3 separate regions of the Homo sapiens genome follow, and regions 1 and 2 are each linked to region 3. A link is a loop called in an ENCODE intact Hi-C map of the cell type or tissue named here. Cell type or tissue: mammary epithelial cell. All regions are shown on one strand. Links, peaks and the distances in the headings refer to the core of each region. The heading gives the core; the rest is flanking DNA. Region 1 overlaps PALS2 (protein associated with LIN7 2, MAGUK p55 family member). Region 2 overlaps PALS2 (protein associated with LIN7 2, MAGUK p55 family member). Region 3 overlaps LOC107986777 (a long non-coding RNA gene).

Region 1 (10,247 bases), core at 1,004-9,003, 260 kb before region 3:
ATGAGATACAACTTTACACCCACTAGGATGACTACAATCAAAAAGCCAGATGACAAATGTTGGTGAGGATGTAGAGAAACTGGAAACTTCATATGCTGCTGGGATTGTGAAGGGTATATACACAGCTGCTGTGGAAAACAGTGTGGAAGTTCTTCTAAAGGCTAAACATACAGTCATCATATAACCTACAAATTCCATTCCAAGGTATATACCCAAGAGAAACAGGCATATGTCCACACAAATACCTGTATACAAATGCTGAGTGTAGCATTATTCACAATAGCTAAAAATAAAACAGTCCAAATGTCCATCAACTGATGAATATATAAATAAAATGTGGTATAGCCATATAATAATCACTTAGCAAGGAAAAGAAAATAAGTACTGATAAATGCTACAATGCAGATGAGATCTGACATGTTAAGAAGCCAGTCACAAAACACCACATATTGTATAACTCCAGTATATAAAATGTCCAAAATAAGCAAATCTATTTTGACAGAAAGATTCATGATTGCTCCTGGCAGCAGGGGGTGAGGAAGTTGGTGGGAAATGGGTACAGAGATTCTTTTGGCGATGATGAAGACGTTGTAACAGCTTTTGAATTTTACAATCCAGAATTCTATTCTCTGCTAATTAGTCAAATAAAGGGCAGAAAATATACATTTTAAAACACAAAGATGCAGACATTACATTCCACATACAAGAGGATGTACCCCAGCAAAACAAGGTGATAAACCAAGAAAGAGAAAGAATGGGATCCAGGAACAACAGCTTCAACCCAGGATAACAACAAAGGGAACTACTCCAGTGTTAACAGCTGGGCAGCCAGAGAGACAGCATGTAGTCCTCATTGAAGCAGAAAGACAGAGGGTTCTGAGACAGAGGTCTCCAGGAAAAAAAAAAAGAACCTGACTTACTGGATAAACAAGTCTTTAGTTTAAAAAACAACAAAAAACTGTATACACATATATATATAAAATCAGGTAGTATAAAGAAAAACAGAACTCCAGAGATTCCTGGGTCACAGAAGGGGAAAGGGCTGTTCAAGAAAGTGAAATTGAACTAACTGAAAATACAGCTATCTTTATATTGGAAGGACAGTCAGGAAGTCAACAGATAAGGCCTAAACTGCATAAAGCAGGAAACAGCAGACTAAAGACATTATTAAGAAATATGGAACACAACCAAAAGAAATAGCAAAAACAATGAAAAGTGACTGTTTTTCATAAGTGAGGCAGGGGAAGAGAAGGGGTTATTTTTTTCCCCATTATATGTCTTTAAGAACTACTTGCTAAAAATATTGGGCACATATGAATTTGATAAAAGCGAAAAACTTTTTACTTCACAAGTGCAGCTTTAACATACGTTGATTACAGTGAAGTTTTTGTTCTGTTAACCACTTTAGTAGGATTTGTCTAAATTTAGTGATTTACAATGCCTGCAGTAGAATCAGAAGATTTACACTGAAGGGATTATAAGTAGCACAGGGGGGCAATGACAAGGCTATTTCCCTAACTTTTAAGAATTTTAGCAATAAGAGTACTCACTGAGAATTAAACCCAAAATATACTGGACAAAACCAGGGAAACTCTAAAATTCAATTAAAAGAGATAGGGTTAAAGTTAGCCTAGGATTTGACTCAAAATAGCTTAAAGGCATTAATATACCTAAAGGAATGCCATGTTAAAAGGGGGCTTGGTCAGAAATAGAAGCACAGCAATGGGAATGAAAGCAATGTTAGCTTATCTCCTGCTTTCTTCAAGGGAGAGAACATCTAAGTTCACAAGTAAAGATCCACGTATTTCAAAAACAAAGACAAATGTTTATTAGTCCCTACAGTCAGAGACAAATGTGTATTAGTCATTACAGTAAATCACTAACATCATCCAATTCCTTGATCTAATTCCATTCTCATCAAGCATACTTCTGACATGATTATTTAACTTTCTATGTAAATATGCAAATAGAGAAATGAATGCAAAGACCATAAAATGAGTGCTTGGTTCACTTAATGGTTATACTTCTCATCAGTACTATTTTATTCTATACATCAGACTCTGTAACCTTAATGAATGCTGCCTGCAGTAAAAGATGAATCACTCTTATGTGCTATCAAAAATCAGGTTTATGACCTTGCATGACTGAGAGCTACAAGCCAGGCCACGTAAGTTCACACAGCTGTTGCCACACTGGGTATGTCCAAGGGTCAGAAGCTTTCCCCTTTTCTTTACACTAAAATGGCTGAAAAATCCAACTTTTTAGATAGACATCAGTACAAGAAAATCCTAAATGCCTATCTTGCCACGAGTCTTAAATGTAGGCATTTAATTCTAACATTTCTGAACTGAATAGTTTAGAGAAGCACTTGCCACCAGACAGCAAGCCAACAGCACTGCAGCACTATTTCAAGACAGCTACAGAATTACTAAATTTTTCAATGTCTTTTACTTGTTCACTTTCACTGCCATAAAGAAAACTTATTTGGGAATAACAATAACTAATGATAATAATCCCCCTTTCCTCCATATGCCCATACTCTTTCCTGCCAATTGCATAGCAAGGAAAACACAGAAAACTTACATGGCACCGTAGTTCCAAATCTAGTGGGATTCAATACTATGAACCTGTTTTTCAAGCTTCTTCGGCCTACACCTTGAGCTCCTATCAATACTAATGTTTTTCTCTGGAAGGGAGGCATTTTGGCTACCTCCTCATATATCTGGATTTCATGACGATCAAATTCTAAATGAAAAAGGAAATGGGAATACAAAGTCAACTTTTATATACATGAAAGAAATCTCTGCAATTCTGTCTAGTAATGGCTTAGCTGTCTTGATAGTTAAATATCACTTGACTTGTACCCACTTAGCATAGATTTGTTTTTACAAATTTGGTAAAGTACAATAAATAATAATTATTTTATTATTGTTTTTAAGACCGGGGCTCACTGTCACCCAGGGTAGAGTATAGTGGTGCAATCTTAGCTCACTGTACCCTTGAACTCCTGGGCTCAATGAAGCCTCCCGAGTAAATGAAACCACAGGTATGAGCCATTATACCCAGCTAATTTTTAATTTTTTTTTTTGTAGAGATGGGATCTTGCTATGTTGCCCAGGCTGGTCTCAAACTGCTGGCCTCAAATGATCCTGCTGCCTCAGTCTCCCAAAGTGCTGGGATTATAGGCATGAGCCACTGTGCCTGCCCCAGTAAATTATTTTATATCTTGCTTTAAACATCTGGTTCCATCCATTTGCCCTTAAAAATTTGTCTAATCGGGCTGGGCATGGTGGCTCATGCCTGTAATCCCAGCACTTTCGCAGGCCGAGGTGGGCGAATCACGAGGTCAAGAGATTGAGACCATCCTGGCCAACATGGTGAAACCTCGTCTCTACTAAAAAAATACAAAAAATTAGCTAGGCGTGGTGGTGTGCGCCTGTAGTCCCAGCTACTCAGGGGGCTGAGGCAGGGGAATCACTTGAACCCAGGAAGCAGAGACTGCAGTAAGACGAGATTGCGCCACTGCACTCCAGCCTGGTGACAGAGCAAGACTCCGTCTCAAAAAAAAAAAAAAAAAAAAAAAAAATTTATCTAATCAAGCTAGAAAAATTCTATGTTTTATCCTTACTTATCAGAGATTCTATCCACTGAAACTTATTATCAATTTGCCAGTAAAAATCCTTTAATATAAATAATCAAATTACAAACCAGTATATATAGAAAGCATGTAGCAAATACGGAGGACAGGAGTAAACCTAGCGTGGTTGCTTAAGTAAGTTCCACAGAACAAGTGACCTTCCAATTATATAAATGAATAAATATTGTATGGCAAATCAACAATTATCAGTTTGATTAGAATTCAACATACTGACATTTACTGACAACATACATTTAAATATTAAGATTTTGAAATTTACATATAAAATAAATTTTAGATCCAACTGTTTCACTAGAAACATAACCCAAAATTATAATCTTAGTCGATGGGAAAATTACAAATTTTCTATTTTGCAAAAAAGCCTTATGGGCATATATTTTATGAATAATAGGGCCAAAGTGATGATTTGAAATATTATATTACCTGTTATTACTGTAACTCTCAATCTGTAGTAATAACACTCCTTCCTTAGCTTATTATCCTAATAGTAACTCTTTCTTTGCACAATTTCCCCACAGTAGATTAAACCAATATTAAGAGAAAGCAAGCCTACTTCTTCCTTCTATATTATTTTCTTTTATGGTGTGCTATTTAGTTTATTACCAGCATAGAGGTAGCTCTGAAGTCAAGAAAGTACTTTTAAAATTGCCAACTCCTTTGATTAAGCCTCCAGAAATTTCTGATTCATAGAGCTGTTTTTTATTTCTGTCATCCTCTGCAACTGGGAAGAATAAATATAGTAGTTTCCATTCTTTCCCTTCTTTCCTATTTATTTATTTTTAATAGCCAATGAGTAGCCAATCCAGGTCTGGGGTCTTATTTTACATTGTTTTTAAAAATCTTTTCAGCTTTACTGAGGTACAACTGACAAACAGGAATTGTATATAAAGTGTACAACTTGATGTTTTCATGAATGTGTACAATGTGAATGATTACCTCGATCAAGCTATTAAACATATCCATCACCTCATATAGTTACCATTTCTTTCTTTTTAAATATATTTCTTTCTGTATGACTAAAAGATTTAAGACAGAATTCTATTAGATCAGACTAAGATTTATTTGGTCCAGTGCTATTTTTCTAAAACTATCATGGTCAGTGTTATGGCAGGATACAGTTGCCCTAAACATAACTCTTTTAACATCTTGACAAAGGCATTCTATCCTTTAGAAATGGCACATAAATTACTATTTCAAAATTCTCTGGACAAATAGTTTCAATTATGATACTGCTTCTTGATTAAGACAAACAAAAATCTTAACCAATTTGTTTTGTGTTGTAAACTATACTCACAAAATAAAGCACATGGTAGTATATATAATGTGGGTTTTAAATAATTTATATTATATTGCACCATGTGTTCATATGTCAGCCCCTTGCAACTAGGTACTAATCTGAATTACACTCACTTAAAGCTGTATATTCAGAGTTTATGCCACACTAAATGACATATAGCTACTTCACTTGGACTTCTCAAAAAGTATTTAAAACCTACCTGCATTTCTGGTTGTGAGATACATCATCTTTTTCTTTTTTTTGCTACTTATAGTTCCACAAAAAGGTCCTGAAGGATGATAAAACAAATATAACTTAAGCAGTATATCAGAATATGAAAAAATTGCCCTATAGTATTTTACAGGGGTGGGAGAATTATCTCCCCAATGTGGCATCCTAGGAAGCAAAAGAGGGTGGAGGTGAGTTAAGCCACTGAATTTTGATACTCTACCAGCAGGTGGCAGAACGGGATCAAAAAAGATTACTTATGAGCGAGAGAAAGCAGAGGGAGGGATTCATTCTAGACATATTTTAAATAAATGCATTTGCTTATTTAGACAAAAGAGACAAAGAAAGGTGGTCACAAAGGACTGCTTGTTACTTATTGTGTCGAGCTCATCACCTGAATTGTCCCAGTCTCTTCTAACAAATGCCTTTCTCTTCTCTTCCAGGAACTGGCTTGGAATGAGACCAGCGCTTCCTCCCTCTTTTACATGGCTAGCCTAGAATCAAATTAATGAATTGTACATCTCAGTGACCAAAATTTGAGACCATATTCTATTAAGTAAGACAAGCAGTGGTCAGTCAAAAAAGTCACATTTGCTCTTAAAAACAACCTTGAGATTTAAATCCATAGCATTGTCAGTTAAGATATTTAAACAATTCAGCACTGAAGAATCAATTGGCACCTAAAATTCTTCATATCTGTCATCTGGTAGTGAAATGTGGGGACCAAAATACAAATTAAATTGCTAAAACTTCTTATTTATGATACTAAGTTAGAAAAGGAAAATGCTATTCTAAATAAGATGTATTAACAGGACATTTTATCTAGCACCCTTTAGTAAGATATTTACTGTCAACCTTAATCCTACTATGTTGGTATTTCAGGCCAAACCAAATGAAAAGGAGATACTATGTGGAATATAAAGTGTAGATTTTAATTTATGCCACCAGGAGTCTGAATATCCCAAGAGTTTGTAAGTTTAAACTAGGCGAAACTTCACCTAATGTAAAACAGCTAACTTAAAATAAGCTCCAAAGAGAAATATTTTAAAATAGTGGCTGGAGAACTGGCTGTTAGTGGTTTATCTCACAAAGTTAGTATTTCTATCCTTACAACTAGCATAGAAAATCTAGTATAACTTTAAGCACTTAAAATCCTGAAAAACAGAATTAAAGTAACCAACTATCAAAATGCAGGGAGAAACTGAGAGAATGGTGACAGGTTAGAAGAGAAAACTAAGAGATCGTATTCATAGGAAAAAGAAAAAAAATGGAAAACTGGAATAATTCAATAAAGGAAACAGCCACAGAGAGATTTTTTAAATGAGGGATCTAAAAAAAGTTCAGGGGAAACCTCTTGAAATCATGGATTCTGTTTAATTTACCCATTTCTTAGCTGTCTCAACACATAGTGCACTTATACATAATGTTTTAAGTTAAATTTAAGGACACATAAGTAAGATTGTTCTCATTCTGTGATTTGTTTCTCCTTAGAAGTAGATCTATAATTTAGAGCTAATGTGAGTTACCAACATCTCAGTTAATTTTAGAATTTGGTGCTAAGTCCTGGATCCTTTCCTCTTACTCCTTGTTCTTTAGTAAAACTCTCATTTGCTTTGATAGTTTAAGGCATTTCAGACTTCCTGACCTGTCAGTTTTTCCAGTTCTGAATATTGTGGTTGTTAGCTAACATAAACCATTACAAAAACAGACTTATTACTGCTGCTAGGGGTTTCTGAAAGCTGCATTAGGAGAAGAAAAAAGAATACCATTAAACAGATCTTCTGAAAAAAGGAGGGAAAAATACAGTGATAATACACATCTCTTTCCATATACACAGATTTTAATCCAAAACCAAACAAAACTGATAGAGTGAACCTCCATTTCCCAATATCTGAGAAGAGGGGAGCAAATAGACATTAAGACCTTAAGAAATGATGCTTTACTTGCTATGAACGAACATGAGGGAGAGGAGACAAGAGACACACTTATTTCACAGTAAAAGTCTCCTACTTAAAATAAACAAAACCCAAGTTATCTTTTGAAAAGGGATGACCCAAGTGAGTTCTTCTTGGCCAATAGCATATTTTAATGCAATTACCCATGTGAAAAAAACCAATTGGTCTAATCCCTAAACCAATGGGTTAGTGCCACAGGCTGGTTAATTCTGCACTTATTAAGTTGCAAATTCCCTCCCAATTTGATCTTATGTCCACAAAATTAGTAGCCACGAAGCAGGAGCTGTTCATGTGGGAAAAATCATTGTAACAAATGCTAATATTCTTCCTGACTATTCAGATATTGATCAGATCTAAGATTAAAATTAGAAAAGTAGCTGAGGAACTTCTGAGAAGCATACTAACCTGCCACCAATTTGGATCTTCTCTATTTACAATCTGAAGAATCTCTCCTTTGGAAAACTTCAATCCTGCTTCTTTGCAAGGTATTAGGTTGTCATTGTATGGATTATAATCAAAATGACACTTCACAAATACCTAAAACACATAGCACAATTAAAAATACTATAGTTGTATCACTTGCCACTGAATTTAAAAAATCCTTGTCAAACCACTCTGATTTAATTGTAACTGACAATGTATTTAGTACTTCAGATAATGAACTTGTCTCTCATAAATGGAAATCAAGTTATTAGAATATTAACAGATTTTGGTATCAGAAAGATAATAAAACTTCTTCTCTACTTTAATATCTAACTTTAAATCAACAAGAGTTTGATAATCATTCTATCCCACCATTCTTCCACTTTTCTTCAATCTTTTCACTTGATTTTCCAACCAACACTGCATAATTTTTAATGCAAGTAAATGCTATGATCCAATTAACATCCTGAAATATAATATAGGTAGTTGATTTAAGGTATATATTTCAGATGTATTAGAACTCTGTGAAAAGGCCCTGAAACCAAAATTAAACAATAAAAGTTGATGTTGAAGTCAGATATGAAATATATTTGGTAGCCTTAAATACTTTTTTAATCATCTTGCTCTGATTTATATGCTCATCTTAAATTTAAATGATCAACATTAAATTCATTGTAAGACAAATACTGAAGAAGTCTCGAAACTATTTTCCATTTTAAATTCATTTGTGTATACACATTTCTTTTACATTTGCATTATTAATAAAAGTATGTCAGTTAACACTGTTAGTTATGATCTCCGAAATTTGGGCTATTTTGCTTATTTGCTTTAATTTAAATTCTAATTAAATTATGCATTTTTGGTATTTGATGGAAGGTTCAGACCAATTGCTGTCTTTCTTTCTTTCTTTTTTTTTTTTTTTTTTTTTTTTTTTTCAGATGGAGTCTCACTCTTTCACCCAGGCTGGAGTGCAGTGGCGTGATCTCTGCTCACCGCAACCTCCGCCTCCCAGGTTCAAGTGATTCTCCTGCCTCAGCCTCCCAAATAGCTGAAATTACAGGCGTGTGCCACCACACCTGGCTAATTTTTGTATTTTTAGTAGAGACCAGGTTTCACCATGTTGGCCAGGCTGGTCTCGAACTCCTGATCTCAAGTCATCTGCCCACCTCAGCCTCCCAAGGTATGGGGATTACAGGCATAAGCCACTGCGCCCAGCCCAACTGCTTTCTTAAAACAGACTTGTTTTATATATATTTATAGAAATTCAAATGTTATCTTCTAAAGAATTGCCTTAGCATTAATCAGCATGTAAACTTTAATAAGAAAGTACACAATTAGTCAAAATAACAATGTTCTTTTTCTATTTGTTTATCATACTTCTGTAACCAACAAAATTCAAATAACACAAGTAGACATATTATATTATTAGTGTGGTAAAAGTATTGTGATCGATGCATACAAAATAATTTTAAAATAACGAAATCTGGGAACATGTAATAAAATCTTAGTTATTTATAATTAGATGATTTTCATAGAAAGCATTCAGAACATTTTCAACTACTCTAGAAAAGCTAAATATTAATCCTTAAATCAGTAGGTCAATAATTTTTTTCCTGATATATAATTTTAGATCTAAAAAGCAAGCATACAAACATTAAGATTGCTAAAGTGTGACAATTGGCTAACTTGATAATGTCATGCAGCTCCATGTTTTGACAACGGGAAAAAACCAAAATAATTAAATTTAACCAAAGGAAATTTAGTTGGCGGATAAGACAGAAAAATGAAGTACCAGAGAATGTTCTGGAATGACAGCATACCTGATGGGATGTGTGCTGGATGCCTCTCCATATTGATGAAACTCTAAAAATATATTTGTAATTGCATAAATAAAGCCAGACTTTTAATTTATAATAAATTAAGAAAATATAAACAAACTACTAGACCATTTTATTACTTCACTCATTTGGTAAGGCAACTACCTCCCTAATTAATTGTCCACAAAGTATAATACCTGCAAGTTATAAATGATAGAACAAAAAGTTAAAGGTATTTGAGATCAGGCAGAGAAAAAGGATTGGTATGCAAAGTTATAAAAATACCTGCATACTCCTTACTTCTCAAGAAAGATGCAGTGATTGAAGAATAGCAAGAGAATCCTGTCATCTAACCATGAATGTGATTACCATTCTTATGTGTGGAACAGAATATATTTTGTAACCATAAAGCTCAGACTTTACAAGATAGTCCAAATTTCAAATATTCATTCCTCCAACATCTGTCAAATTGTTATGGAAATGCCATTATCTGTGGAATACAAACCACATCTCTCAAAGGTAAAAGATTTATAGAACAATTTATTTTTTTTTTTTCATTAATTAAAGTAGTTTTAGAACATTACTGTTATGGTCAAAAACTCAGATTAACCTGATTTTACTTTGAACTTTGAAAATTTGTCTGAAAAATCAACCCAACCTTTGATCTAACCATTTTGTAATGACTCTAAAACCATTAAAGATATGACTAGATTTAGTATAATTATATTTTATTAAATGCAATTTAAAGTGTTGCACTTATAGGCTATGGATGTTAACTGTTCATTCATCATTAACTAAACACCACCTACTAAAATATTTCTATTTCATATTCTTATTACTAAAAAGAACTGAATGACCAAAATGATTTAAAGTACAAAGAAAAGGAAGTA
Region 2 (10,247 bases), core at 1,437-9,436, 250 kb before region 3:
ATAATGAATACATAAAGAATACTCAAAACTAAGAAAAACAATTCAACAAAAAATGGACAAAATATTTGAAGACACTTCGCCAAAGTGCACAGAAGTATGGCAAATAAACACATAAAAACATGTTCAATATTATTAGTTATTAGGAAAATGCAAATTAAAATCACAGTGAGATACCACTACACACTATTAGAATGGCTAAAATTTTAAAGACTGACCATACCACATGTTGCCCAAAATGTAGAGTAATTGGAACTTTCATATAATGTTGGTGGAAATTTAAGTTGTTATACTAACTTTTGAAAACGGTTTAGTCATTTCTTCAAAAGTACAACATATACCTACCATATGACTCAATCCTTCAACCCCTGGTATATACTCAAGAGACTTACATGTAAATGTCCATAGCAGCTTTATTTGTAAAAGCCCCATACTGGTAACAAAAAAATGTTCATCAGCCAGGTAATGGATAAACAAACTGTGGTACAGCCATGCAATGGAATATCACTTGTCAATAAAAAGAAATGAACTATCAATATACATAACATGAATGAATCTCCAAACAACTATGCTGAGTGAGGGAAGCTAAACAAACGAATCAAACAAAATCCAAAAAAGAATACAGGTATTCCATTTATATAAAAATAAGGAAAATGCAAAATAATTTAAAGTGACAAAAAGCAGAGCAGTAGCTGCCTGGAGTCAGGGGTGGTAGAGAGAAAGGGAGTAGGAGGGAAGAATGAGAAGTGGACACAAAGAAGCTGGGAGGCCGGGAGCAATGGCTTATGCCGGTAATCCTAGCACTTTAGCAGGCTGAGGCAGGCAGATCGCTTGAGCACAGGAGTTCAAGACAGCCTAGACAATGTAGCGAAACCCTGTCTCTACAAAAAAAAAGAAAAAATACAAATATTAGCCGGGTGTGGTGGTGCATGCCTGTGGTCCCAGCTACTCAGAAGGCTGAGGTAGAAGGATTATCTGAGCCCTGGGAGGCTGAGGCTGCAGTGAGCTGTGATCATGTCACTGCACTCCAGCCTGGGTGACAGAGTGAGGCCCTGTCTCAAAAAAAAAGAGAAAGAAATGGACACAAATAAATTTCTGGGAGTGTTCATCATCTCAATTGTGTTGACTTCATGGGTATATTATGTATGTCCACATGTATCAAATTGTACACTTTATGTTATTTATATAAACTTTATCTCAAGGATATTTTTAAAAGTAAAGATAAAAACAGTAAAAGTATTGAGGAAATATTGCACAGGAATACACTATGCTTATGCAAATGACAATAATTAGTGGGAGAAAAATTAAATGGATGAAACGGCTAGAAAAACAGCTCCACCTTGACCCTGATGTTAAATCAGAAGGTGGCTAGTAATTCATTTGGGAATGTGTTGGCTAAACATGGTGCAAATGTTGCTTATTGAACCTACTTCTTAAACCATAGTTCCAGGCCCATCTGAATCTGCATTTCAGAGTGAGTGACAAGATGGTGAACAAAGTGATTATCATTGCTAAGAGATTTTCCATGACACTAGCTGAGATGATCAAGGAAGGATGCTCTTTTTCTAAAAATTTTCAGTGTACGAACTTGGTCTACTTCGTTAAATACAGATGTACACACACATTTTTGATAACAGCAAGATAACAAGAAGGTATGTTTGGTTAAAAAAGTTTTGAAGGGCAATCCACGTTCCTTTCTGATAAATACCTGAGGGCCACAAATTGAAGCCTCAGCCAAATAAAAAATTTTATTTTAAAAATCATATAAAAATTAGCCAGGCATGGTGGCACACACCTGTAGTCCCAGCTTCTTGGAAGGCTGAGGCAGGAAAATTACTTGAACCCGGGCGGTGGAGGCTGCAGTGAGCCAAGATCACGCTGCTGCAGTGAGCCAAGATCACGCCACTGCACTCCAACCTGGGTGACAGAGCTAGACTCTATCTCAAAAAAAAAAAAAAAAAAAAAAAATCTACTAACTACTAACCTAGGCCAAAATTATACTAATCATAATTCTTAAGTTTATATCACTGGTTCGTGCAAGGACTGCTTTTGTCGATTCAATTAGTTTTAATAATATAATAGACAGCTATGCACTTGCCACCTAAAACTAACATTAAAATCCTACTTGATTCTCCTGCCCTCATTCCATCCCATCCCATCATTCGGTTTCCCCAACCAAGGCACACTTCACCCTGAATCCTGGGTTCACAAACTCCTTGCTTTACATTTTGATTATAGTTCTACTGCATCTATACGTACTCTTTATATAGTTATTTTAAACGTAAAAAAATAGTATCATGCTATATGCATGTAATCTTTTGGGGTTTATATGCTTATTAACATGTTTCCAGCTGTACATACGTAAGAATTGCTCTAGGGAATTACTGCAGCTTGATATATGTGAATATTTAACTCTAAGAGACATTAAACTTTTCTCCCCAATGTGTTTATACCAATACACACTGCCACCAGCAATGTAGAAAAGATGCTGTTGATTCACAGCTATAATTTTTACCAACTTAATGGTATATCACATTATGATTTTCAATATATCTTTATATGTTTACTGAACACATGTCCCCTTTTACTTGATTTTTCTGTGTAGAGTGAAACACAATTTCAAACAGTATCCCTAGAATAACCAGGTTCCCCCCATTCATTGCATCATCTCCTTTCCACATTGAAAAACATTATCTCTGTCACATATCAAAGTAATATGTATGTGTAGGTCTCTTTCTGAGCTCTCTAAAAGTCCATTGATCATGCTGTCTCTTCCTATGCCAACATCACAATATCTTAATTCCTACATATTAATAATCAGACCCCATTCCTGCTTTTCTGATTCAAAAGTGTCTTGGCTATTCATCTTATCAAATTCCATGGAAAACCCTGTTTTGACTGGAATTCCATTAAATCTACAAGTTAATGAGTGAAAAATCAACATCTTCACAATATTGTCTTCCTGTCCATGACATGATATACCTGCTTATTTAGATCCTCTTCATAATTCCTTTGTGTAGAGGTCTTGAATTTTTTTGGTTAATTTATTCCTAGACATAAATGTGACATTCTCTGACTCTACTATAAATGATGTCATAGTTACATTTCTAGACGTTTGCTGATGACATACAGAAATGCAATTGAGTTTTGTGTCTTCATCTTATTTTCAGGTACCTTGGTAAACTCTATTATTTCTAATAAGTTGTAGTTTTGAGGGGTTTCTATGCAAAAACATGATCATATTTGTAAATAAGTTTTATTGCCTCCTTTCCAAACATTTTGCTTGTATAATTTATTTTTGTCATACTGTACTTATGGATCCTTCAAGAAAATATTAAATATAAGTGGTGCTAGTGAGCATCCTTCTCTAGTTTCTTTTTTTTTTTTTAACTAGGCAAAGGCTTTATCTTTGTTTTAAACTATTTTCTGGCTAATTAATTGCCAATAAATAACTGTATATAATCAATAATTAAAAAGCAGTGTCCAAGGGTCTTGGAATTTATAGACTTACATTTTATCATATATAAAACAAAAATTTTAAAAGCAGTTAAAATTCTTGAAATTGTATTATTTTTTAGAAGCTGAATCAATTCAGTTTGCCTCACTGTTGGAAGCTTCATCAAAATTCTGAACAAGATCACCACTTCCCCAATAGTAAGTGGTACTTTTCCATCCAGCTTCTGCCAGTTTCCTTAAGCTTGTTGACACCAAGCTGGTTTAAGACACTGGGTGGCATTTCTGTTAGCTGCTTTGTCTCAGCATGTCTGGTAATGGTCAAAGTGTTCGCTGCTAGAGATGTCTGAACACTGGGATTGTTAATGAAGATCACCATTCCTTGGTTTGCAGACATACCTCTTTAGTATCAGAGATATTGCCTATTTCTACTTTCTTTCAGGAAAACTGAAGATTTTTTTTATCATCTGTTTTAACAGATAATGTTTGCTGTATCATCTGAGGGCAGTTCCTTTTTACCAGTGCACAATTGTGCTTGAAATCTGGCAAGTTTTTCATGGTTTGTGAGGGCTTTTTCATTTTATAATGAAAACGAAAGTGGAATTTCGTGAGTGGAAATTAAACTTCGTGGGGTATTGGGGTTGGCACTAGAGGTCTCAGGCAGACCAGCTGCAAGGCCAGTTTCTGACTTTAAAGGGAAAGCTTCTAACATTAGTTAATTCAGAATAATGTTTGTTCTATTTTTTTTTTTTGTAATAAAATTAAGGCTTTTCCCTTCTGTTCCTAATTTACTAATCATTTTTTAAAAATCATTGAATTTTATCAAATTCTCCATTGAGGTTATTCTCTTTTCATCTGGTAATGTGCTTAGTTACATACATATGGATTTTCTAATATGAAACTCTCCTAGCATACCTGGGATAATAAATCTAACTTGGATATGTTGTATCATCTTTGTTATATACACAATCAAATCTGATTTGCTAATATTTTGTTGAGAATTTTTAATGTATATCCTTGAATGAAACAGTCCTGTAATATATTTTCTTATATTGTTTCTAGTTGTCCAGGTCATGTTGGTTCCAAAGAATAAGAGAGAATTCCTATCAGTTGGCCTTAATAAACAAATGGAATTACGAATAGCCCCCGGAAATCTAAGCTATAAGAAAGTTGAAGAACTTCAGAATTGGCTACTTCTAACTCACTCTGGCCCTCAAAATTTAAAACATAGATACTTATGTCCCATAGCAGATTCTGGACTTTTACCAAGCACCTGAAACGATTCTGATAAAGATCATCTACTGACTATGCTTTTGAAAAACATTACCGTGGTAGGGAAGAGTTCTTGGCTTTCATTTGCTCTTGCAGCAATCCAGAGCTGAGACTAGCTCCACAGCACTACATGGTGGAGATTTTAGTGAAAGAGTTGAAGACGCAAAATGCCCTTGCTTCCCTATAGCATCTCAGTAGGATGCCCATGGTTTGCAGATGCCCTGGTTTATGCCTATTATTCCAGCATATGAGTAATGTTCCCCTTTTCATTTAAAAAAAAAAAAGTCTCAATTTGGATGTTCTTTTGGAAGCCTTCATGTTATAGTTTCTTTACTTCTTTATGGGAGGACACGCCTCAGGCTACCTCGGACTTATAAGACTCCTCCTCTCCTACTTGAATTCATTTCCCCAGCTCTAAATGCTAAGTGAAAAGCAGAGTTTGAGAGGGTATGGAATGTGGAAAACTTATGTTTAAACAAGGCTAAATGTCCTTGCATTTCATGGTATTCAGTTAGTTCACCAGATGCAAAATCTATGTAGGAATTTGGGCCAAAGCCCTAGTTATTAATATTATAAAATTTTATTTTGCCTGTAAAAGTCTCTTATAGCCATGGTGAGCTAGAAGAATTCTGGAGTTTAGACCACAGAAGGAAAATAAGATCTTCCTACTACAACTAACACATAATAATAAATAAAATACGTAAATCCTAGATTTTACTCTTCCAGCGTACGCAGGTCCAAGATAAGGCCTCAGGCTGTCACAAATTGAAAGTTGCCAACTGAGGAATAAAGGTAGCCTGAGAGGTACTAGTGATATGAAATGTCTAAGTACTAATATCATTTATTTTTCACAATTCTTTTCCTTGAGGACCACAAAACTACCTTCATTTCAACCAAAGTTAATTACAAGCCTATCTATTTTCATAAGTTCAATTTACATGCTAATATTAATGACTAAATAATCTATCCTTACCTTTGAAAGAACAGTTTAAAATAGACATTCAATGAAATGTTATTTCAAATAACTGTATGGAAATGTAAGAACTAGACTTTTAAACTCTCATTTTAACAATATGAAATAAGATACACTGGCAGTATCTTATGTAAGAAAACTTATAATTTCATTCATACATCAAACAATAAATTTCTGGAATAAACCTAAGCATTAGAGGCATCTACTTCTACATTACTTAGGCTTGAAAACCCTCTCTTTGGTTCCAACACTCCTATCATAATTTTCAATTCTTCCTCCGCAATTTCTTTTTCTTTCTTTACGGTTCCATTTCACCACTACTGCGTCATCACCACAGCAAGTGCAGCCACTTCTTGAGCACTCATTATGTGCCAGGTGTTGCTGTGAGAGCATTACATGAATTAACTCGTTTAATCCTCATAACAATCTTTTGAGAAAACAAATTTTATCCCTAACTATATAGATGAGAAAAATGAAGCACAGAGAAGGTAAGCTGATAACTGGCAGCACTGGTATTTGAACCTAAGTGGTCATCTTAACCATTCATTAGAGCTGTTGTTCACAAATCACCTCACACCTTCAAAAATCTGCCACCTGGTTACATAATCTCATCTCTCTTCTTTTTGAATTCACTTAACATACCGAGTCTAGACAATCTCTATAACTAAAACATTTTCCCGTTCAATTACCTAGTTTACCTAAAATTAGTTTTAAAATACAGATCAAATGTGTGCAAACCAGGGGTCCAAGATTTTCTTTATACCCATCCTCTTTTCTGGCCTCATCAGTCATTTCACCCATGACACAAACACTAAGCTGGAGGTGATCTGGACTGCATTTTTATCCTCTCCCAGGGCCTAATACAATGCCTGAACATAACAGCTGTCAGAAATGTTTACTAGATTAGTAATTCAAAGACTTTATGGTTCTTCTGATACCTAGCTGTAGGTTACTATTATGCCAGGGTTCCTGGTGTTAATGAAGAAATCTACTATTTCCTTTACAATAGTAAAATAGCATTGTTTAAAAATTCAAAAATTCACCCATGACAAAATAAGCCATTTCAGAACACTCAAATCAATTTTTTCTCTTTTCTTTAGCAAAATAGTAGCAACTGATAGTTATTTCCAACACTGTGATTAAAAACATGAAAGTATTTTTAATACTACCAAAAATTTTATTACTAACCTGTTGAGGAGTAATGGTATCTCTATAACTTGGTAAGATTTTTAGGGTGACACTTCCACTAATATTTTTCAGTAATTCTTGTAATTCCTTTGGATTATTTCCAACCTCATGGCCATTGACTTCTTTAATTATATCTCCCACATGAAGTAGACCTTGTCGATCTATCATTCCCCCATGGAGGATTCGGGCAATTACCAGATCATTATTTTCAACCCTAAATGTCACACCCTATGAAAAATAAGAAACAGATTTCTCATTAATTATTAGGGAGAAATGCTTAAATATTCATGAGCATATGTAAGAAAATAATTCTAAAACTAGGTAAAATGAATCATTCTTACTTTTCCCATGTTCTCTCCTGTCTCAATATTTCACTCCCATTAAACTGTGTACTAGTATAGTTTATTACACTAGTGGATAGGATGTATCTTACAGGCTAAATGGAAACTCGAGAGAGCAGGAAAAGGTATTTGTGCATTCTGATGGACTTATTCCTGGCTTTTCCTTTTTTGCACTCACTGTTCTTATAGTCAGGATCCAGAAGTAATAATTTTACCAAGGAATAGTAAACTTCACTACTTAGAGAGTCCTAGTATGGCTTCAATTTTTAATAACAACTTCTTTTTATATTTTGATACTGTCAGTATTTCTTCAAAGGGTAGTTCATGTCTTCAAAGGGTAGGAAGAAACATAATAGTCATCTTCTGAAATTTTTTGCTACCCCTTGCCATATTTCTACTTCTAGCTCAGTTTAACTTTTCATTTTAGTTAAATTTTGCAGGCTAAACCAAGTTGAGAAAGCATCAGCTGTGTCTTTATACACAGGCCAAACAAGAATACAGTTTTCATAACATTATGAAAAGGAAAAAAAATGAAACAGAGTAGTGACTGAACCACAAATTATGTCATATTTCAGATTTAATAGGGTACTGATTTATCTGTACTCACCAGTGGTTCCCCAGCTCTTTTGTGAATACCAAGAATACGAATGGCATCTACTGGTAATAACTGATTATTGATAGAAGAATTATTCATTTCTGGGCTTGATGGAGGTGAATCATAACACTTTGATGCCACAATATCATGGGCCTCCAACAGTGACTATAAGGAGTCAAAATAGCCTGTGGTTATTTATGATATGTGGATGAAATTTGTTACTAAAAGTACTTTGTTATTTCATTATTCCAATGGAGTACTAAAAATTTCCAAGGCACATGGTATTAAATTCCCAAATATCAGGTTGATCAAATAAATATATAATTTTTAAGAGATATAAAAATATATAGTTTTATTATCATCAAACAATATTATATTCCTTCTTTGAGATATGAAGAGATATTAGTGATGCTTTTTAAAAACTGGCAAGTTCACTGGAAACTGAACCTAGGTTTCCAGTCTGGTGCAATGAAGGTACTGGGTTTTATTGCCACCACTGTCATCATATCATTCAATATTTACCATCAATCCTATTTACTAAAATACCATAAAAATTCAAATTCAAATGACATTTTTACCTAACATTGCTATGTTAGTAATATGATATACTTTTTATATGTAGAAAACGTCTGTTAAAAGATGTCCAACAGAAAATGGATAAATATTAGCATCTTATATCAGTGACAAAAAATTTTATATTACCAATAAAGGTTTTAGTTTATAAAAGGAACATTTTTTGAGCAAAAAAACAAGTCAGTAATAGTCCCGAATATAACGTATTTTTTTTACCTCCTATACTTACTATGTATGTGCTACCAGCATGGGTGGTTTTGATCTAGCTTTCTAGGAATTGCTTTTTTTTTTTCTTTTTTGAGACAGAGTCTCACTCTGTCACCTAGGCTGGAGTGCAGTGGTGTGATCTCGGCTCACTGCAACCCCCACTTCCTGGGTTCAAGTGATTCTCCTGCCTCAGCCTCCCAAGTAGCTGGGACTACAGGCGCATGCCACCATGCCCAGCTAATTTTTTGTATTTTTAGTAGAGACGGGGTTTCACCGTGTTAGCTAGGATGGTCTCGATCTCCTGACCTCATGATCCGCCCACCTCGGCCTCCCAAGGAATTTCTTAATTAATACTAAAATGTTAAATTTTTTTTCATTTCTTATCCTAAAAGAATAATTTTTAGGGCAGGCGCGGTGGCTCATGCCTGTAATACCAGCAGTTTGGGAGGCCGAGGCAGGTGGATCATGTGAGGTCAGGAGTTCAAGACTAGCCTGGCCAACATGGCAACACTCTGTCTCTACTAAAAACACAAAAAATTAGCTGGGCGTGGTGGTGTGTGCCTGTAATCCCAGCTACTCGGGAGGCTGAGGCAGGAGAACTGCTTGAACCCGGGAGGCAGAGGTTGCAGTGAGCCGAGATTGCACCATTGTACTCCAGCCTGGGCAACAAGAGTGAAACTCTGTCTCAAAAAAAAAAAAAAAAAAAAGAATAATTTTTACTGCAACTGTGCATATTCAACATAAAGATAAGTTAACATTCTTGAGGGGCTGGATAGAATTCAAGTTCAAAAACAATAAATCAAAATAGAAAGAAGCAAATATTAACAGGTTCGGGAAAAAAGCAATCAGGATAATTGGTAATTTCTGGTCATTTCATAAAACAATTTGTGAAACACTGGAGAAAAAAATTCAATAAAACAACTCATAAATCCATATGTAAGGATTCTTCCTATAAATGCTGGAAGTTGCTAACCTGCGCTGCTTAGTTTTCCACCCTATATCCTCCTTTGGCAGTTTCATTTACTCCTGTGACTTGAGCCACTACTTATGCATTGACAACTCTTAAATTTCTATCTCTAGTTCAGAAATCTCATGTGCTTCAGATTTTTATAGTAAAAATTTGCCCACAACTCGTCAAAGTCACGGCAATTTGAAAATCAAAAGTAGGGATTGTAAAAGATTAAAACACTGAATAAAAAATCCATAGATCCACAATGCTATTTAAAAAAAGACTGAAAAAACTCATTTGTTACCACTTGAAACTGCAATTTTAAACAGCTCTTCACTTTGAAACTTAGTAAAAGGAAGGATCAAGTACATTCCTGCCTCTTCAGTAGAAATGCACTAAGCAGCCCAGTTGATGAGAAGCTCTACATTATGGAAGAATACTAGCTAATAATGTAGAACAGAAAAACGTCATTTTGCAACCTCTAATGAAAATTCTGATTTACAACCCAAAAGCTAGAATAAGATGAGAAATAACAAAAATTAGAGCTGAGCTGAAGAAAACTGAGACACAAAAAACCTTCCAAAAGATCAATGAGGCTGGGCATGATATGATGGCTCACGCCTGTAATCCCAGCACTTTGGGAGGCCGAGGTGGGCAGATCACCTGAGGTCAGGAGTTCAAGACCAGCCTGGCCAACAT
Region 3 (10,247 bases), core at 1,290-9,289:
GACTAGCAAGATATCAGCCCAATCGGCCTTGAGGGAGTCTTTTAAAAATGCTATTTATAGTGCATAATCAACCTAATCCTATTTGCAAGTACAGTATCATACATAATGAGCCATTTGATTTGCAAATTTTCTAATACCATTAATCTGACAACTTTTGTGCCAGGTCAGAATGCCTGAGAGGCCTGCCTTCATTAATAACATCTTACAGCTGATACTTCTGTGGTTTATTTCACATGTGTGGGCGTGTACAGGAAGGGGATATTCTAGAAGGGAGGGTGTTCTCTGTACCCTTGAGTCAGGCCTTTTGTCTCAGCTTGTCGGAGTCATCAAATGGTACAGGAGTAGGTGTTGAATAGCAAGGTTCTGTTCCTGATTTGGCCCCTCACACTTGTCTGTGTGATCTTGAACCAGTCATGTACCTTCCAAGGGGAACACATGATCCTCTCCTCCAGGCAGATCTCCCCAAACCCCCCTAAGTGGGTGCCTCTCACCATATCCCCCCAGTTCTCCATGTGCATGCTTCTATCATACAACCAACGGCATTGTATTGCAGCAGTTTTTTCCCCCAGTGTGTTTCCCTTACTGGAATGCAAGCTCCATAAGGGGAATGCAAACTCAGTAAGGGGAGGGTCTGGGTGCTATTCACCTTCAACTGCCAGAACCTAGCAAGTAATGGCACACAATAGGAAATCAACACATTTGATCATCAGAATTGAACTAAGCTGTCTTCAAGTTAGAAAAGCCAGTGATTCTAAGTTAGGCAGTATTCAGGGAGAAGTAAAATGGGAATGTTCAGATAACATTCGCTGGTGAATCTGATCATAAACTGTGACCGATACTGTTGAAACTAATTATTCTTATCCTTGACTACATATTAGAATTGTCTAAGGAACTTAACAAGAAATAAATAAAAACAGTGCTCCTTCCCTGCCCCCTCCAGCAAGATTCTGACTTAATTGGTTACTGTTCCCACCCTTTTCTACAACATGGGGTCATAATTAACCCCCTCTTCCCAAGTGATTCTGTGTGCAGCCAGGGATGAAGATCACTGGTCTAAACCTTACTCAAAGTCAGTATCAAGCTATTACTAGCTAGTAGAGTTTTCAAACTTCATACATAAAGCATCAAACAAGTAATTCATGCTCATTATATAAAAAAACTTAGAAAAATACATATAAGCAGAAGAAAGTGATAAAAATATCTATAATTATACTATAGAGAGCTCCTTTTTACATTTTGCTACATATACATTTTTTTCTCTAAGAAAAACACAGATTCTGTCTTGTAACTTACTTTTTTCCCACTCAGCAGTGTATTGTAAACATCTTTCTATGTTAGTAAAAGCATTTCTTCACCACTGTTGATTAATTTTTAATGGACAGAACAATAGTGTGGTGCTTCTTTCAACCTGTTTCTTTGCAGACCAACATAGGGCATCCTCTTATGCATGTTTAGAATTTAGATTTGCTGCAGAAATAGTGTTGTTTTCCTTAACATCTCAAACAATCATTTCTCACACAATGCATCTAATAAGGAGTATTTTCTACTTTTGGGGTATCTATTCCATTTCAGATACAACTAGAGATCTGAGGATAAAAGATCAGGCCAGACTGGATTTCTATGGTAGTATTGATGCTAACCAGCCTACTGTTTGACAGAAAGTTTTTTTGGGAAACTTTTTATGTTTTGAATCCTGTACATAGGATAGATAAAATCATGATACTCAGGTTACAAATGGTAGTAATTTTAATGTTTTTATAAAATTATTTTATGTGTAAAGATGATATAATTGGGTAAACAAATACTAAATAAACTTTGTGTTTAACCTAAATCACAGTCTAGAAACAGAATACCAACATAGTTGTAAAGAGTAAAAAAATTAAGAAAATAAAGTAATTTTTAAAAAATCACTAAAGATATCTGTGGGGATTGTCTGGTTATCCAATTATCTCCTGAATCTCCCCAAGATTCTGAGTTGAGACACTTTTCTTTCTCCCATGCAACTCCCCACCCCATCCCCAAAACAAAAATTCTGGGAACTCTGGAAACCATCTGCAACACTGAGGCACTGTCACTAATACTAAACACTTGTGACTCACACCTGTAATCCCAGGACTTTAGGAGGCCGAGGCAGACAGATCACTTGCGGTCAGGAGTTCGAGACCAGCCTGGCCAACATGGCACTTTAGCCAGGTGTGGTGGCGCACACCTGTAATCCCAGCTACTAGGAGGCTGAGGCAAGAGAATCACTTGAACCTGGGAGGCAGGGGCTGCAGTGAGCCGAGATCATGCCACTGCACTCCAGCCTGGGCGCTGGAGGGAGACTCCATCTCAAAGAAAAAAAATAAAATACCATAAACACTAATGCAGAGGGTGGGTACTTCATCTCTTCTCTCCCAGGCTTGCCCTTTGTTCCCCTGGAGAATGTGAGTGGACTTACCAGACTTGTCCGGTGGGGTGCTCTGTGTTTCAATATTTGTGTATCCCTTTCTTACCATTTTGAATTAATTCCTGAAAATTCTGCCACTAAGTGAAAGCTGTTACATGAAAAATTATTTTTAATGGGGAAAATTATGATTAATTTCATCCCAATCCAATATATCTAACCAATTTTTACAGGTGAAAAGAAAACATTTCAATTGAATGATAAAGATAAATATATATGAGCAATGTACAACAGTTTGAAAATAAGTAAATGTAATGTGTGGATGAAAAGTGAGAAAGGTTTATGATACTCACCAAGGGGGGAAGAGAAGCTTGATCACAGGTGGTGGTGGATAGAGAGAGTGTCAGGTGTAAGAGGTGGGGAAAAATCAAGTGACCAATTTAGGCAGAGTGTCTGGGCTCATCAGCACACTCAAACTGCACTTAATAAGATTAAAGCACAGGCAAACATCATTAGGGCAACACAAAGGTGAGAACCTTTGAAAACAGGTAGAAATCGTGCATGGGCACCACAGACTGAAGAGCCGTAGAATCTGCTGCATCCTCACCCCCATTATTTGGTGTGTGCAAGAGTAAAATATCTGGCATTCATCCAAACATGGGGCAGGATTCAAACTTGCTCCATATGATATTTGCTATCTAGAAACTGTGATATTGTGTAAATTGATTCATATGTGTTTTAACTGGAACTGTAATGTTGAAATAGTACTTCTCATGATGTGTTTACTTGTGTGCTTTTGAATAAAAAATCATGACACACACAGACAGAAACATACACACAGACACACATATATACATATACAGACACACATACACATATACATGTAGACATACATACAGACACATACACACAGACAGATGGACATAGACAGACACAGCACACACACATAGACACATACATATATGCAGATGGACACACACACACACACACACACACACACACACACACACATACACCCTGCATAGTCTATTGCCTGAAATCTGGTTTAACTTTCCAGAAGTCATTATGGTGAAATATCATTAACCAAAAGGCTCTCTGTCAGGTAAGTCTGTACAAATATGCCCTAGTCAGAGACATGGTTTCGGTATTTTAGGAAAAGGTAATGTGAGTCTGGATGTTTCATTTGTGTGGGTCATTTCATTCATCTGGATAAAGTACAGGATTTTTCATAATGAGCCTGCTTTTTAATTTTTCTAATTTTCATTTCCATTAAAGAGACAGTTTACCGGTAGTTCAAAGATTTGTGTGAGTACAAGATGGATTTACGATAATTGTGGAATGTATAATGAATACACAAAAAGGTTTTAGGAAAGCACACAGCAGTGATCACATTTTTCGAGAACAGTTGTTGAGTCTTACTGGTGGCAATGATCATTCACTTTTTCAGCCAGTCGAATCTCTTGTTGCTGTGTTAATAGCTCAGTCATATTTGTAGTCATTTACATGTTTTCAGGCATTAGGCATTCCATTTGGTTAGAGCATGAGAAATTTTTGACATTAGGAAATAAAAATGCCTTAAATATTATTTGTTAATTGTTTGACATTGGCTGTTAAATTATCAGAGCAGCACCTATAGTAAGGGAATAAATTATGAAGCTGAATGCTAAAAACAATGCTTACCCTTTCATAAGACTAGACTACATTTTTTAAGCAAAGGATAAAGCCCGAGTCTTTTCATTCTATAGGTGACATTACTATATAGTTAAGCATCTTAACCAAGTCAGAAACAGAACAAAACGGCCAGGAGTAATTTTAATTTTGCCATCTAATGTATGAGAGGTAGGAAATACTATGTCTCAATTTTTTAAAAATGAAAACAAAACACTAGAAAGGCTCTAAAATAAAACACTCTTTTCACAGTTCTTCAAGCAACCTACCAACCTCCTACCAATTCAAACTACAGTTCTAAGGGGGAAAGAGGCCTCTAGTAATTTCGGGGTTGTGGGGGAAAGGCATGGGGCTTACTGAACGGAAGATAATGAAAGTCTTGTCTTGCTACTCTGCATTTTTACCTTGAATTTATTAGGTGTATGCTTTCCCTTTCTGTAATACATTATGCACTCCCTCTAGTGTCAGAATTTGTATATGATCCGAAACCAAGTTTGATAAAGTGCTGCTATAAACATTAGAGTAAGGTTCAGGCTTCTAATTGTGCCATATTTCAAAGATATTAAAGGCCACCTAATAACATGAAGAACAGCCCTGCATGAAGTCACCCTGGCTAAGAAAAGAACGCATATTTTAACCTGTGTTATGAAGAGTTTCATGCGCGTCTGTGTGAACAGACCACCAAACAGGCTTTGTGTGAGCAACATGGCTGTTTATTTCACCTGGGTGCAGGCAGGCTGAGTCCGAAAAGGCAGATAAGTGTCGGGGGGGCGTTTTATAGGATTTGGGTACGTAAAGGAAAATTACAGTCAAGGGGGTTTGTTCTCTGGTGGGCAGGAGTGGGGGTCGCAAGGTGCTCAGTGGGGGTGCTTTTTGAGCCAGGATGAGCCGGGAAAAGGACTTTCACAAGGTAATGTCATCACTTAAGGCAAGGACCGGCCATTTACACTTCTTTTGTGGTGGAATGTCATCAGTTAAGGTGGGGCAGGGCATATTCACTTCTTTTGTGATTCTTCAGTTACTTCAGGCCATCTGGGCGTATACATGCAAGTCACAGGGGATGCGATGGCTTGGCTTGGGCTCAGAGGCCTGACATTCCTGCTTTCTTATGTTAATAAGCAAAATAAAACAAAATAGTGTTGAAGTGTTGGGGCGGCGAAAATTTTTGGGGGGTGGTATGGAGAGAGAATGGGTGATGTTTCTCAGGGCTGCTTCAAGCGGGATTAGGGGTGGCGTGGGAACCTAGAGTGGGAGAGATTAAGCTGAAGGGAGGTCTTGTGGTAAGGGGTGATATTGTGGGGATGTTAGAAGAAACATTTGTCGTATAGAATGATTGGTGATGGCCTGTATACAGTTTTGGATGAATTGAGAAACTAAATGGAATAACAGAAGGAGAAAAACAGGTATAAAAGGTCTAAGAATTGGGACGACTCAGGATATCTGATTAGAGAGTGCCTAAGGAGATTCAGCATAGTCCTGCCCGCAAAGATTATTTATTTACTTCAAGAGTTAAGAGTGGCAGTTTGGGGATAGCACCAGGAGATTATCAGCTGTGATGGCTTGGAAAAACAGTGTAAACCGGCAGTGTAAACAAGAGCAGGGCATGTATGAGTAGTTGAGAACGAATAGGAGTATGACTAGACAGAAGATAGTAGGGATGACAAGTTTTTTGGGGGCACAGTCTAAGTTGGTCTGGTGTCTGGAATGAGACTGGGGCCTAATAAAAACGAGCGTCTATACAGAAGCTTAAATGGGCTGTACCCTGTAGCATTCCGAGGACAGGCCTGAATTCTGAGAAGGGAAAGTGGTAAAAGTATTGTCCAGTCCTTTTTAAGTTGCTGGGTGAGCTTGGTGAGGTGTGTTTTTAAAAGACCTTTAGTCCGTTCTACTTTTCTTGAAGATGGAGGACCGTAAGGGATATAAAGGTTTCACTGAATACTAAGAGCCTGAAAAACTGCTTGGCTGATTTGACTAATAAAGGCTCATCTGTTATCAGACTGTAGGAATTATGTCTGACAGAAGGGAAGAAATGACTGCGGTGGCCTTCTCAGACCCTGTAGGAAAGGCCTCTACCTATCCAGTGAAAGTATCTACCTAGACTAAGAGGTATTTTAGTTATCTGACTCAGGGCATGTTGAGTAAAACTAATTTGCCAGTCCTGGGTGGGGCAAATCCTCCAGCTTGATGTGTAGGGAAGGGAGGGGGCCTGAATAATCCCTGAGGAGTAGTAGAATAGCAGATGGAACACTGAGAAGTTATTTCCTTGAGGATAGATTTCCACGATGGAAAGGAAATGAGAGGTTCTAAGAGGCGGGCTAGTGGCTTGTACTATAGCATAACCTGCCTTTGCTGGTGTGTGGCGATTAGGCCTGGTGGAACTGCCATCAATAAATCAAGAGTGATCAGGGTGAGGAACAGGAAAGAAGGAAATGTGGGGAAATGGGGTGAATGTCAGGTGGATCAGAGAGATACAGTCATGGGGGTCAGGTGTGGTATCAGGAATAATGTGGGAGGCCGGATTGAAGTCTGGGCCAGAAACAATGGTAATTGTGGGACTTAAAGAGTGAGTACAGCTGAAGGAGCCGGGAAGCAGAAAGTATATGCGTCAGGTGTGAGGAAGAAAATAGAATTTGGAAGTTATGAGAGCTGTAGAGAGTGAGTTGAGCATAGTTTGTGATTTTGAGGGCCTCTAAAAGTATTAAAGCAGCGGCAGCCACTGCACGCAGACATGATGGCTAGGCTAAAACAGTAAGGTCAAGTTGTTTGGACAGAAAGGCTACAGGGTGTGGTCCTGGCTCTTGTGTAAGAATTCTGACTGCGCTAATCATGCCTAGGAAGGAAAGGAGTTGTTTTGTAGAAGGTGCTGGGGTTTGAGAGATCAGTTGGACACAATTGGCAGGGAGAGCACGTGTGTTTTTATGAGAATTATGCAGAGATAGGTAACAGATGAGGAAGAAATTTGGGCTTGACTGAAGTAATGGGGGCTGTCTGTGAAGCCTTGCGGCAGTACAGCCCAGGTAATTTGCTGAGCTTGATGGGTGTCAGGGTCAGTCCAAGTGAAAGCGAAGAGAGGCTGGGATTAAGGGTGCAAAGGAATAGTAAAGAAAGCACGTTTGAGATCTAGAACAGAATAATGGGTTGTAGAGGCAGGTATTGAGAATAGGAGAGTATATGGGTTTGGCACCACGGGGTGGATAGGCAAAACAAGTTGGTTGATTGATAAGGCACAGATCCTGAACTAAACTAACTTATAAGGCTTGTCTGGTTTTAGGACAGGTAAAATGAGGGAATTGTAAGGAGAGTTTATAGGCTTTAAAAGGCCATGCTGTAACAGGTGAGTGATAACAGGCTTTAATCTTTTTAAAGCGTGCTGCGGGATGGGATATTGGTGTTGAGTGGAGTAAGGGTGATTAGGTTTTAATGAGATGGTAAGGGGTGCATGATCGGTCGCCAAGGAGGGAGTAGAGGTATCTTATACTTGTGGGTCAAGGTGGAGGGATACAAGAGGAGGAAGCAAAGGAAGCTTTGGATTGGGAAGAAGGGCGGCAATGAGATATAGCTGTAATCCAGGAATAGTCAGGGAAGCAGATAATTTAGTTAAAGTATCTCAGCCTAATAAGGGAACTGGGCAGGTGGGGATAACTAAAAAGGAGTGCTTAAAAGAGTATTGTCTAAGTTGGCACCAGAGTTGGGGAGTTTTAAGAGGTTTAGAAGCCTGGCTGTCAATACCTACAACAGTTATGGAGGCAAGGGAAACAGGCCCTTGAAAAGAAGGTAATGTGGAGTGGGTAGCCTCCATATTGATTAAGAAGGGGATGGACTTACCCTCCACTGTGAGAGTTACTCGAAGTTGGGCGTCCGTGATGGTCTACGGGCCTTCTGAGGCGATCGGGCAGCATCAGTCTTCAGCCGCTAAGCCGAGAAGGAGTCAGTCAGAGAGCCTTGGGCCAGAGTTCCAGGGGCTCTGGGAGTGGCTGCCAGGTGAGTTGAACAGTCCAATTTCCAGTGGGGTCCCGCACAGATGGGACATGGCTTAGGAGGAATCCTGGGCTGCAGGCATTCCTTGGCGCAGTGGCCAGATTTCCAGCACTTGTAGCAAGCTCCTGGGGGAAGAGGTTCTGGAGGAACGCCTGGCTGCTGTGGTTCAGGTATTTGGAAGTTCTTGTGTGCTGGAGATGTGGCTGGGGTTTGTCTCACAGTGGAGGCAAGGAATTGCAACTTTTTTATATTATTGTACACCTTAAAGGTGAGGTTAATTAAGTCCTGTTGTGGGGCTTGAGGGCCAGATTCCAATTTTTGGAGTTTTATTTAATGTCGGGAGCAGATTGGGTAATAAAATGTATTTTGAGAATAACACGGCCTTTTGACCTTTCAGGGTCTAGGGCTGTAAAGTGTCTCAGGGTTGCTGCCAAACAAGTCATGAACTGGGCTGGATTTTTATATTTGATAAAAAAGAGCCTAAACGCTATCTGATTTGGGATAAAGAAAAAGGAGCATGAACCTTGACTATGCCTTTAGCTCCAGCCACCTTTTTAAGAGTAAATTGCTGGGCAGGTGGGGGAGGGCTAGTCACAGAACGAAACTGTAAACCGGACCAGGTGTGAGGAGGGGAGGTGATAAAAAGATTACAGGGTGGAGGAGCGGAGGCTGAGGAAGAATTGGGACCTAGCTCGGCCTGGCGAGGAGCAGCCTGGGGAGGAAGGGAGAGGTCAGATGGGTCTGTAGAAAAGGAAGATTAGAAAGACTCAGTGACACTTGGGGTTGGTACTAAGGGGACAGGCGGGAGGGAAAGAAGGAAGATTTGGGATGAGTTGCACTGGGCACAGAGACTAGGAAGGGACTGATGTGTAAAAGAATGCCTGGACGTCAGGCACCTCAGACCGTTTGCCTATTTTACGACAAGAATTATTTAGATCTTGCAGGATGGAAAAATTCAAAGTGCCATTTTCTGGCTATTTGGAACTACTGTCGAGTTTGTATTGGGGTCAAGCGGCAATGCAGAAGAAAATAAGGCATTTAGGTTTTAGGTCAGGTGTGAGTTGAAGAGGTTTTAAGTTTTTGAGAACACAGGCCAAGGGAGTCGAAGGAGGAATGGAGGGTGGAAGTTTGCCCACAGTGAAGGAAGCAAGCCTAGAGAAAAGAGAAAGTAGAGAAACGGAGGGAAGGGGTTCGGGGGTTCTTACCTTCTAGAAAAGTGGGCAAAGGGGTTGGGGCACAGAGATAAGAGGTCGGGGCGTGGAAATAAGGGATTGGGGTGCAGAGATACGAGGTTGGGGCTCGGAAGGGATTGGGGTGCAGAGATAAGAGGTTGGGGTGCGGAAATAAGGGATTGGGGGTTCTTGCCCCGTAGAAAAGCGGGACTTGCTGCTAAGGGTGAAGGAGAAGGGGTTGAGGGGTACTTGCCCCTCTCCCAGAAAAGCAGAGAAGGGGTAGAGACAAGGAGAGAAGGGGTTGGGGTACTTGCCCCTTCCCCAGAAAAGCGGGACTTGCCGCTAATGGTGAAGGACCAAGGCAGGCGTCCCTGCGTGGTCTGACACCCTTGAAACGTGGGTGTATAATCAGAGAGCGTCCCTGCAATGATTAAACACCAAGGGAAGGCTGCCTTCCCAGTCCGTGACCCGCGCCGGAGTTTTGGGTCCACGGATAAAACGTGTCTCCTTTGTCTCTACCAGAAAATGAAAGGAATTGAAATTAAGAGAAGGGAGAGATTGAAGTGTAGCGCCAAGATTGAAAGGAGAAAGAGGTTGAGGGATAGTGAGGGAAGTTGGAGAAGAGAGGAAAAAGAGGCCGCTTACCGGATTTGAAATTGGTGCGATGTTTCTTGGGCTGGTCGGTCTGAGGACCTGAGGTCATAGGTGGATCTTTCTCACAGAGCAAAGAGCAGGAGGACAGGGGATTGATCTCCCAAGGGAGGTCCCCCGATCCGAGTCACGGCACCAAATTTCATGCGCGTCCGTGTGAAGAGACCACCAAACAGGCTTTGTGTGAGCAACGTGGCTGTTTATTTCACCTGGGTGCAGGCGGGCTGAGTCCGAAAAGACAGTCAGGGAAGGCAGATAAAGGTGGGGCCGTTTTATAGGATTTGGGTACGTAAAGGAAAATTACAGTCAAAGGGGGTTTGTTCTCTGGTGGGCAGGAGTGGGGGTCACAAGGTGCTCAGTGGGGGTGCTTTTTGAGCCAGGATGAGCCGGGA

What was found. Peaks named below come from ENCODE experiments on the same cell type or tissue, not always from the same donor. Only the 100,000 strongest peaks of a DNase experiment are listed, where the experiment ranks them.
Region 1: it touches region 3 in a loop (18-fold over the local background); 62 of 110 quality-filtered maps call a loop at or near these places.
Region 2: a loop joins it to region 3, with 5 times the contacts of the local background. A loop is called at or near these places in 61 of 110 quality-filtered maps.

What each region holds. Positions count from the first base shown.
Region 1 is chr7:24,660,997-24,671,243 of GRCh38, reverse strand. It overlaps PALS2 (protein associated with LIN7 2, MAGUK p55 family member), which reads right to left. Exons shown (of 12, transcript NM_001303037.2): 6 at 7,523-7,654; 7 at 5,557-5,656; 8 at 5,155-5,223; 9 at 2,584-2,745. Among named protein-coding and RNA genes, the nearest start is that of GSDME, 91 kb to the left of the region's middle. In mammary epithelial cell, for the core only: a CTCF peak has its summit at 5,384 (motif pointing right); a DNase peak (open chromatin) is centred at 2,113.
Region 2 is chr7:24,647,349-24,657,595 of GRCh38, reverse strand. PALS2 (protein associated with LIN7 2, MAGUK p55 family member) reads right to left here. Exons shown (of 12, transcript NM_001303037.2): 4 at 7,832-7,984; 5 at 6,884-7,111. Among named protein-coding and RNA genes, the nearest start is that of PALS2, 79 kb to the right of the region's middle. In mammary epithelial cell, for the core only: no CTCF peak of the experiment used is centred there; no DNase peak of the experiment used is centred there; H3K4me3 peaks cover 444 bases; H3K27ac peaks cover 736 bases.
Region 3 is chr7:24,396,448-24,406,694 of GRCh38, reverse strand. The region is part of intron 1 of LOC107986777 (a long non-coding RNA gene); the gene reads left to right. Among named protein-coding and RNA genes, the nearest start is that of NPY, 120 kb to the right of the region's middle. RefSeq lists enhancers at 1-78, 125-184, 4,114-4,768, 4,769-5,423, 7,388-8,042 and 2 more. In mammary epithelial cell, for the core only: a CTCF peak has its summit at 4,518; no DNase peak of the experiment used is centred there; H3K4me3 peaks cover 174 bases; H3K27ac peaks cover 283 bases.